Regions from separate parts of the Homo sapiens genome. Here region 1 is linked to region 2. A link is an interaction called in ENCODE POLR2A ChIA-PET data of the cell type or tissue named here. Cell type or tissue: PC-9. All regions are shown on one strand.

Evidence for each region. Peaks named below come from ENCODE experiments on the same cell type or tissue, not always from the same donor. Only the 100,000 strongest peaks of a DNase experiment are listed, where the experiment ranks them.
Region 1: POLR2A ChIA-PET joins it to region 2 with 13 read pairs; 2 of 35 experiments call an interaction of 5 or more read pairs at or near these places.

What each region holds. Positions count from the first base shown.
Region 1 is chr11:67,860,483-67,865,482 of GRCh38, forward strand. The region is part of intron 3 of LOC112268076 (translation initiation factor IF-2-like); the gene reads right to left. It also overlaps the pseudogene ENPP7P7. Among named protein-coding and RNA genes, the nearest start is that of LINC02754, 21 kb to the right of the region's middle. In PC-9, no CTCF peak of the experiment used is centred here; no DNase peak of the experiment used is centred here; H3K27me3 peaks cover 944 bases.
Region 2 is chr11:68,014,741-68,019,740 of GRCh38, forward strand. It overlaps ALDH3B1 (aldehyde dehydrogenase 3 family member B1), which reads left to right. Exons shown (of 10, transcript NM_000694.4): 2 at 557-719; 3 at 3,787-3,897; 4 at 4,033-4,153; 5 at 4,430-4,515; 6 at 4,975-5,000. The coding sequence starts at 558. Among named protein-coding and RNA genes, the nearest start is that of ALDH3B1, 6.9 kb to the left of the region's middle. RefSeq lists an enhancer at 1-461. In PC-9, no CTCF peak of the experiment used is centred here; DNase peaks (open chromatin) are centred at 81 and 2,341; H3K4me3 peaks cover 519 bases; H3K27ac peaks cover 2,148 bases.

The sequences.
Region 1 (5,000 bases), 150 kb before region 2:
GTAAGTACAGAGTTCTGGAGAGGGAAGGAACCGAGAGATTTAAACTAGCAGAATGAGCCGCTCACCCTCAGAGTTGCTTTTAATCTTGGCGAGAACTGAGGGGAATTTTGACAGGGTTCAGGGGGACTGCGGGGAGTGGGGCTGGGAAGTGGCTATTTGCACGTGTGGTCAGCAAATCCAGTGAGGGGGTCCATGTACTGTGGGCAGCCCCGCAGATGGAGTTGGGATTGCCCTAGACTGAGTACTGGGTCATCAGTACTCAAGACATCGAGGCCCAGGCTGGTGCAGGAGATACATTGCACTGCTTCAGCCTTTCTTCTATCGCTCCTCTCCAATGACAGTCCCCGATTTTCCACCGAGGAGTCACTAGTTCCCCACGACATGTGTGCGACTGGCCATTCCCCACCTTGATCTGGAGCTGGGGCATGTGGTCCCAGCCTGGATGTCAGTATCCTTCCACCACCCTGGCCACAGTGATTGGGTCTGAGAAGCAGATTAGCCAAAGGAGAAACAGTCTTGGAAATTTCATGTTCATGCTTAAGAAAGTAAAATGGAAAGCGGGGGGAGGGTCAGGGGTCATTCTGATGATATAGTTTTAGGACCTGGATGTAGCCACACCTGTAGCTGTCAACTCTGTGCCATAATACTGCTTTTTTTTTTTTTTCCTTCAAATTTAAATACTTTCTAAAGGCAAGGTCTTGCTATGTTGCTTAGGCTGGTTTTGAAAAGTCCCTTTTGGGGGGATGCTTTCACTGCTTCACTTCCTTTCTATGACAGCTCAGGGAATCAGAAGACAAGGGAGATGATTTTTTTTTTTTTTTTTTTTTTTTTGAGACAGGGCTTGCTCTGTTGCCCAGGCTGGAGTGCAGTGGTGCAATCACAGCTCGCCACAGCCTTGATCTTCTGGACTCAAGCGACCCTCCTGCTTCAGCCTCCTGAGTAGCTGGGACTGTAGGTGGGTACCAACATGCCCAGCTAATTAAATTTTTTTTTTTTTTTAGAAGTGAGATCTCACTATGTCACCCAGGCTGGCCTCAAACTCCTGGGCTCAAGTGATCGCCCTGCCTTAGCTTCCCAAACATACAGGTGTGAGCCCCCACACCAGTCAACGCTGTGGTTTTATGCACCTGGTGTCCCCCTATGCCCTGAGCAATGATCCTCCTGCTTCAACCTCCCAAAGTGCTGGGATAACAGATGTGAAGCAGCATGTGTGGCCCACATAGTATTGTTATGGGTTAAATTGAGTTCTCCTCAAAACATGTTGAAATCCTAAATTCTAACAGCTCAGAATGTGACCTTATTTAGAAATAGAGTTATTGCAGGCCAGGCGTGGTGGCTCATGCCTGCAATCCCAGCACTTTGGGAGGCCAAGGCGGGCGGATCACCTGAGGTCAGGAGTTTGAGACCAGCCTGACCAACATGGAGAAACCCCTTCTCTACTAAAAATTCAAAATTACCTGGGTGTGGTGGCACATACCTGTAATTCCAGCTACTCGGGAGGCTGAGGCAGGAGAATTGCTTGAACTCAGGAGACGGAGGTTGCATTGAGCTGAGATCGCGCTATTGCACTCCAGCCTGGGCAACAAGAGTGAAACTCCGTCTCAAAAAAAAGAAAGAAAGACAGAAAGAAAGAAAAGAAAGAAATAGGGTTATTGCAGATGCTATTGATTAGGATGAAGTCATCCTGGAGTAAGGAGGGCCTAAGTCAATGACTGGTGTCCTTATAAAAGAGGAGAGGACACGCCGAGTCACAGAGACACAGGGAAGAAGGCCATGGATTGGACGGAAGATTGGACTGATGCGTATGCAAACCAAGAAACACTGAAGACTGCCAGGAGACCACAGGAAGCTACGAAGAGGCAAGGCAGGACTCCCCGACAAGTGCAGGAGGGAGCGTGGCCCTGCTGGCACCTCCGTTTCAGACTGCTGGCTACCAGAGCCACAAGACAATCAATTTCTCTGGTTTCAAGTCACCCAGCTTTTGGTACTTGGTTGTGGCAGCCCTAGGGAATGAATATAAGCACTTTCTCTTTTTTTTTTTCTTTTTTTGAGATGGAGTCTCGCTCTGTTACCCAGGCTGGAGTGCAGTGGCGAGATCTCAGCTCACTGCAGGCTCCACCTCTTGGGTTCACGCCATTCTCCTGCCTCAGCCTCCTGAGTAGCTGGGACTACAGGCGCCCGCCACCACGCCCAGCTAATTTTTTGTATTTTTAATAGAGACAAGATTTCACCGTGTTAGCCAGGATGGTCTCCATCTCCTGACCTCATGATCCGCCTGCCTCAGCCTCCCAAAGTGCTGGGATTACAGGCATGAGCCACGACACCCGGCCGAATATAAGTACTTTTAAATTAACTTTCCTCTTCTCTCCATCTTCTTCTAAATCATCATTTTTGCCTAAGCAACAGCTAGGGTCTAATACAGATGTGATGACTCACTTCAAAGTGGGGGAAGCCCCCATGTGCACCCAAAGCTCCTGCTGCCTTGGCCATGGCTTCAGATACTGGACCATCATTGTGGAGGCTTGCTGGAGATCTGAGCCAGGACACCATTCTCTGTTGCCTTTAAACAAAGGCTGGTGCTCGCCCAGGCATGTAAGCTCCACCGAGGATCTATTTGGAGGACAGAATTCTGAGATGACCCCTTAGGTTCTTGCCCTGGATAAATGCCAGGTGTAATCTCCTCTCCCCTGGAGTGTAGGCAGGACCCGTGGCTTGCTTCTAATCTATATCTATGGAAAAGTTGAAGGGATTTTGCAGATGTAACTAAGCCCCTAATCCATTCACTTTGAGTTAATCAAAAGGGAGATTATTCAGGGTGGGCCTGACATCTTCAGGTGAGATCTTCAATGAAGGTCTGGAAGAGAGAGACTCCTTCCTCCTGGTTTTTGTTTTTTGTTTGTTTGTTTGTTTTTGACATGGAGTCTCACTCTGTTGCCCAGGCTGGAGTGCAGTGGCACGATCTCGGCTTACTGCAACCTCTGCCTCCTGGGTTCAAGTGATTCTACTGCCTCAGCCTCCCAAGTAGCTGGGATTACAGGTGTGCGCCATCATGCCCGGCTAAGTTATGTAGAGACGGGGTTTCACCATATTGGCCAGGCTGGTCTCGAACTCCTGACATCAGGTGATCCCCTGCCTCGGCCTCCGAAAGTGCTGGGATTACAGGCGTGAGCCACCATGCCTGGCTGGTTTTGAAGAAGCCAGCCACATGAGTTTCACAGTTGCATGGAAATAAATTCTGCCAACAACCATGTGAGGTTGGGAGAAGACCCCAAGCCTCATATGACACACTAATTCCAGCCGGCACCTTGATCACAACCTTGTAAGAACCTGAGCAGAGGACCCAGCTAAAGCTGCACCCCCAGACTCATGACCCACAGGAAAGGAGAGGTAATAGATGGATGTTTTAAGCTGCTAAATTTGTGTTGATTTGTTATGCAGCTTAGAAAATGAATACATCATTCCATTTTTAAAAAATCATAAGCTAATCACACCATTCGATTTCTTTCTTTTTTTTTTTTTTTTTTGAGACAGAGTCTACCCTATCACCCAGGCTGGAGTGCAATGGTGCAATCTTGGCTCACTGTAACCTCTGCCTCCCAGGTTCAAGTGATTCCCTTGCCTCAGCCCCCCAAGTAGCTGGGACTACAGGCAAGCACAACCACACCCAGCTAATTTTTATATTTTTAGTAGAGATGGAGTTTCACCATTTTGGCCAGGCTGGTCTCGAACTCCTGACCTCAAGTGACCTGCCTGCCTCAGCCTCCCAAAGTGCTGGGGTTACTGACATGAGCCACCGCACCCGGCCTGACACACCATTCAACTTTAAGGAACTTCCAGGTGCTGTGGTCACGCCCCTCTTGTGTGGCATGCAGGTGGGGAGAGATGGGTTGGAAGATGACTGGATGGGGGCATGGAGCTAGGTGGGAAGAGGAAAAGTGTCTTGAAGGAAGTAAGTCCCTTCAGATAAGGGAGGGAGAAGCTTGATCAATATGCAGACTTTCACAGTCCTTCAGTCCTGGGGATATTGGTGGAGAGACAGGTCTTGCCTTACATTTGAGAGTTACCATCCCAGGCAGAGGCCCTACTTCCACCTTCTTGCAGGTGGGGCTGGCGAGCAAATACTTAGAGGAGAAACGAACACCCTTTGTAAGAATGTGAAAAGTTTCTGGAGTGGAGAGATGATGAAGCAGGATATTTGGAGTCAACAGCCAAGGTTTTTATTTTATTTTTTATTTTTTATTATACTTTAAGTTTTAGGGTACATGTTCACAACGTGCAGGTTTGTTACATATGTATACATGTGCCATGTTGGTGTGCTGTACCCATTAACTCGTCATTTAACATTAGGTATATCTCTTAATGCTATTCCTCCCCCCTCCCCCAACCCCACAACAGACCCCAGTGTATGATGTTCCCCTTCCTGTGTCCATGTGTTCTCATTGTTTAATTCCTACCTATGAGTGAGAACATGCGGTGTTTGGTTTTTTGTTCTTGCAATAGTTTACTGAGAATGATGGTTTCCAGCTTCATCCATGTCCCTACAAAGGACGTAAACTCATCATTTTTTATGGTTGCATAGTATTCCATGGTGTATATGTGCCACATTTTCTTAATCCAGCCTATCGTTGTTGGACATTTGGCTTGGTTCCAAGCCTTTGCTATTGTGAATAGTGCCATTATAAACATACGTGTACATGTGTCTTTATAGCAGCATGATTTATAATCCTTTGGGTATATAGCCAGTAATGGGATGGCTGGGTCAAATGGTATTTCTAGTTCTAGATCCCTGAGGAATTGCCACACTGAATTCCACAATGGTTGAACTAGTTTACAGTCCCACCAACAGTGTAAAAATGTTCCTATTTCTCCACATCCTCTCCAGCACCTGTTTTTTCCTGATTTGTTAATGATCGCCATTCTAACTGGTGTGAGATGGTATCTCATTGTTGTTTTGACTTGCATTTCTCTGGCCAGGGATGATGAGCATTTTTTTCACGTGT
Region 2 (5,000 bases):
CCCAGGCTGGGGACAGAGGAAGACGGAGAATTCTGTGTCTGGAGTGCTCCAAGGTGGTGGCCATGGTGGCAGTGAGTCACCCCCTCTACTCATCAAGCTCCTGCTTACACCATTCAGACTGGCAGGGGTGAGGCTGCCCCGCCTCCAGGAGGGGCATCAGGGCAGGGCAGAGGCCATGGCTTGGGGTTAATTTCTGTGCGGCAGGAAGAAGCATGGCGCTCTGCCTGCCTGCTCACCCTCGGGGGCTGTGGTGGAGCAGCTGTCCCCAAGCCCACACCCAGTCCTGCAGCCGCCTCCAGGTCCATGGCAGAGGGGAGTGGTGCGAGGGTCTTCATGTGTGTCTGGGAGTGCTCACTGTTGGGTGAAAGGGGTTGCAGGCAGCCTCAGTCCCTGTGGGGTCATCTGAGTGGGTCCCTGTGTGTGTATAAGGTAGAGGTGTCTGCAAGCCCCTGTGGGTGCAGGCAGGTCAGGGGTGCCCAGACCCTGGGGCGGCTGGGTGGTGCCCATGAAGGAGGGGCAGCCCTGGCCACCCAGTTCATGCCACCCCATCTGGCAGGATGGACCCCCTTGGGGACACGCTGCGGCGACTGCGGGAGGCCTTCCACGCGGGGCGCACGCGGCCAGCTGAGTTCCGGGCTGCGCAGCTCCAAGGCCTGGGCCGCTTCCTGCAAGAAAACAAGCAGCTTCTGCACGACGCACTGGCCCAGGACCTGCACAAGGTGGGCTGGGGTTGGGGGTATGAGAGGGTGCACTGGGGCAGGGGGGCATGGAGGGCAGCTGGGACAGCAGGGGATGAAGACACCTGCGCCCTCCATGAAGCGGGGCTAAAAGCAGCTCCTCCCCTAGGCCAGAGCCACCCTTGCACATTCATCCAGTCACTTATTTCTGTATTCATGCAGCAACTATTTGCTGAGCACCTACTATGTGCCAGGTACTGTTCTAGGCTCTGGGGATATAGCAGAGAATAAAACACAGTTCCCATGCCTACGAAGATGACCTTCTATCGGAGACAATAAAACAGCAAATAAATAATTGCACAGCAAGGCCGGGCATGGTGGCTCACACCTGTAGTCCCAGCACTTTGGGAGGCCGAGGTGGGCGGATCGCTTGAGGCCAGGAGTTCAAGACCATCCTGGCCAACATGGCGAAACCCCGTCTCTACTAACAATACAAAAATTAGCTGGATGTGGTGGTGGGCACCTGTAATCCCAGCTACTCAGGAGGCTGAGGCATGAGAATCGCTTGAACCTGGGAGGTGGAGGTTGCAGTGAGCCAAGGTCACACCACTGCACTCCAGCTTGGGCAACACAGTGAGACTCCATCTCAAAAATAATAATAAAGATAATAATTACACAGCATATTGGGTTGAAATATGTGCCCTGGAGACACACCCAGGGTGAAGGGGAGAGAGGGGGCCAGGATCAGGGTGCTGTTGTATATGTGGGGGTCAGGGAAGGTTTCTCTGAGAAGGGGGCTTTAGAGCAGAGACGTGAAGATGGAGGGGAGGCTCCCCATGGATGCTGGGGAGATGGCAGCGGGCACAGCACGTGCAAAGGCCCTGAGGCAGGAGGTGCTGGGTGTTTCTGCTTGAGGAGCAGCAAGGAGGCCAGCATAGCTGTCGGGGGTGGGAGAGGAAGAAACAGCAAAGATGAGGTCTGGGGTATGGGCCACACTATGTAGGGCCTCGGAGGCCGTGAGGCCTTGGCCTTCTCTCTGGGTACAGCAGGCATCATGGCCTCTGTCTAGACCCTGAAGGCTTGGGGCCTCAGCCCCTCCCAATCCCAGTGGCAGCCAAGGCAGAACCCCAAGAAACACACTTCCCCCAACCCCTCACCCATCAGGGCCCATGCACCTGCCTGCCCCTGCCTCAGGACACCTGCCCCTGCCTCAGGACACCACCTGCCCCTGCCTCAGCACATCTGCCCCAGGGGCTGCCCCCGGCTCCTATTCTCTGGACAAAATATCTCCTCCCTTTGCCTTGAAGGCTGTAGTGTTCAGACCTTCCCCCAGCCCATTGGGCTCCCTGGGGACTGACTCCCCCGCCACCACTGAGCTTCTGCCACCGGCCGCCTGCCGGCCTTCATGAGACTTGACCTGACGTCTGTCTGGTCCCTTTTCTCCCTTCGGCTCTGATTCCACCTCCTGCCTTCCCATCCCAGCTGCAGGAGCGGGGCCCTACAAAGGCAGCAGTAGCCCAGAACATTCAACCTGGTCCCTCCCTCTGGACCTGGTCACCCCCCTGTCCCCACCCTCAGCAGGCAGCATCTGCCCAGCGTCACGTGCACCCTCTCAGTTAACCCTTTGGTGAATCTGGTTGGGCAACCACACCCAGTGGCCCCCAGAAGAGGCTCAGAGAGAGTGTGTTCTTGCCCAAGGGCATGCAGCCAGGAAGAGCAGAGCCAGAGTTTGAACCTGGCTCAAAATAGCCCAGTCTCCCAAAGTCAGGTCCCAGGTGACCTAGGAGGTGTGGCGGGCAGGCCACCAGGCTCATGGGGCCAGAGCACAGGCTGTGGGAAAGTCCGTGTGGAAGGCACCTTCCCCCAGCCTCAGTGGCTAGGAGGTGCCAGTGGGCGTGGCGTCTTCCTCCCTCTTGGGGCTCAGCTGTAGCCCTGGCCTTGCCCCTGGTTCGCTGAGTGACCTCAGGCAGGGCATCTCCTTCTCTGGGCTTCGCTGGTCCTCTGGCCCATCCAGCACCCCACTGGCCCGTCCCCCTCTGCCCTGACCCGGGAGAGCCTGCACCCCATAACCTCAGGCGCTGCCTCAGCCAGGGAGCCAGCCTGGCCCCAGTGTCCCTGACCTGTTCTCCAGCGGCCTGCAGCCTGCTGCCTGGCTGGTCTCTCCTCCCTTGGGGCGCAGAGGGCAGGGAGCACTGGCTAGCCGAGAGCAGGACAATGTCCCTATTGATTCGGGTCTCCTCACTCCTGCTTAGAAGCCTGACAGTGGCCCTGGCCCCTGGGCTGTGGGAACTGACAGCATTTACCTAGGGGTGGCTGTGCCTGTGTCTCCTGTGGACCAATCTCCACCCTGCTCTTTGGGAGACTGAGGTGGGAGGATTGTTTGAGGCCAGGAGTTCAAGACCTACCTAGGCAACACAGCAAGGCACTCTGCAAAAAATCAAAACAAACTTTTTTTGAAATTAAAAAAAAACAAAACCCTAAGTCAGATCCCATCCCTGCTCTTCTCAGGAGTCCTTGCCTGGCTGCCTGGCCCCCTCACCTTGCCCACTCTGCTTCTTGCTAAACAGGAGCAGAGCAAGCGCACAGCCACCTCGGGGCCTTTGCAGCCGCCAGGGCCTCTGCCCAAAGTATGCCGCCTCCCAGTACCCACGACTTGCTTGTTCCTTGACTTCAGGTCACTGCTCCAATGTGACCGCCGCCTGGAGACCTGCACTGACCGCTTTGTAAAAACAGCACACACACACATGCTCATGTGGATGTATACATGTGCACACCTGTGCACGCCCACAGCCACACGCTCCAGCAGTCTCCACCCCCACCCTGCTCCATGATTTCCCTAGCACAGCCACGTCCTAATGGAGCCGTCAGCGTTCTCACTTTCACATGGAACGACTGCCCCCTGCAAGGTCGGCCTCAGGGCCGGTCCCTCTGTTTGGCACAGAGACAGCACCTCACACAGGAAGCACGCACTGAACATGGAGTGAGTGAGTGAACGAATGAATGAAAATGAATGAATGAGTTGTGGAAGCAGGCCCTGCCTGGAGGAGGCTGTGCCCTCCTGCCAACTCTGGGAATCCTGGCCCACCCTGACCCCACCCACTTCCTGCAGTCAGCCTTCGAGTCGGAGGTGTCTGAGGTTGCCATCAGCCAGGGCGAGGTCACCCTGGCCCTCAGGAACCTCCGGGCCTGGATGAAGGACGAGCGTGTGCCCAAGAACCTGGTGAGCCGGCCGGGCTGAGGCGGGCAGGGGGCTCAGGGGATATTTGCTCCCACAGGGTGGCCCCTCTGGGTGGGAGCTGGCTGCTGAGGGGCCGGGGTGCTGAGCACTTAATTTCATCCCCGGCTCCCGGCCCAGGCCACGCAGCTGGACTCCGCCTTCATCCGGAAGGAGCCCTTTGGCCTGGTCCTCATCATTGCGCCCTGGAACTATCCGCTGAACCTGACGCTGGTGCCCCTCGTGGGAGCCCTCGCTGCAGGTGAGAGCTGGGCCTGCCCCTTCCGGTCACCCTTCTCCGCTCGAGGCCTCAGGGCCACCCATGGATCCCAGGAGGACATGGGAGAACTGGCCCAGGTGGCAAAGAGGACTGTCTGGTCCACCGTCCCCGGGCTGTGTGGCCCTGGGCCCGTCATGTTACCTCTCTGAACCAGGTTCTGCATCTGAAAGTGGGTGAGGCTGATGCCTGCCCTGCAGGTGTGTGGAGACCAGGAGCTGGCTACGCCTCCTCCAGCTCTCTCCCTGCACTGCCCTGCAGGGAACTGTGTGGTGCTGAAGCCATCGGAGATTAGCAAGAACGTCGAGAAGATCCTGGCCGAGGTGCTGCCCCAATACGTGGACCAGGTGAGCAGGGCTGCCGGGCAGGTAGAGCGGGAACAGGCAAGGCTCAAGGGCTGGGCAGCCCCTGGCATGGAAGGGCCTGTCAGTCAGACCCGAGTCCCCACCTCAATCCTGCCTCTTCTGAGTTGTGTAAACTTGACCAAGTCACCGCCCCTGTCAGCCTCAGTTTCCCTCTGAGGAGCAGCGAGGGCAGCCTGTTGCCCAGGGGTTCCGTGTCTGCCTCCACCTGGCCCTGGCATCAGCCCCTCCAGCGCCAGCTGGACTCCAAGCTGGGCCTGCCAATGCCAGCCAACCTTGGGGAGCTCCCTTCTCCCCACTTTGCCTCCACCCAACCCTCCTAGAGCCCTGGCTGGGTCAGGCCAGGCGGGGTGGAGGCAGGGCAGGGTCCAGGCAGGGCGGGCTGCTCCCTTGTGTTCTCGGAGCTGGGGTCCCAGAAGGAGCCTCACCCATCCCGCCTTGCAGAGCTGCTTTGCTGTGGTGCTGGGCGG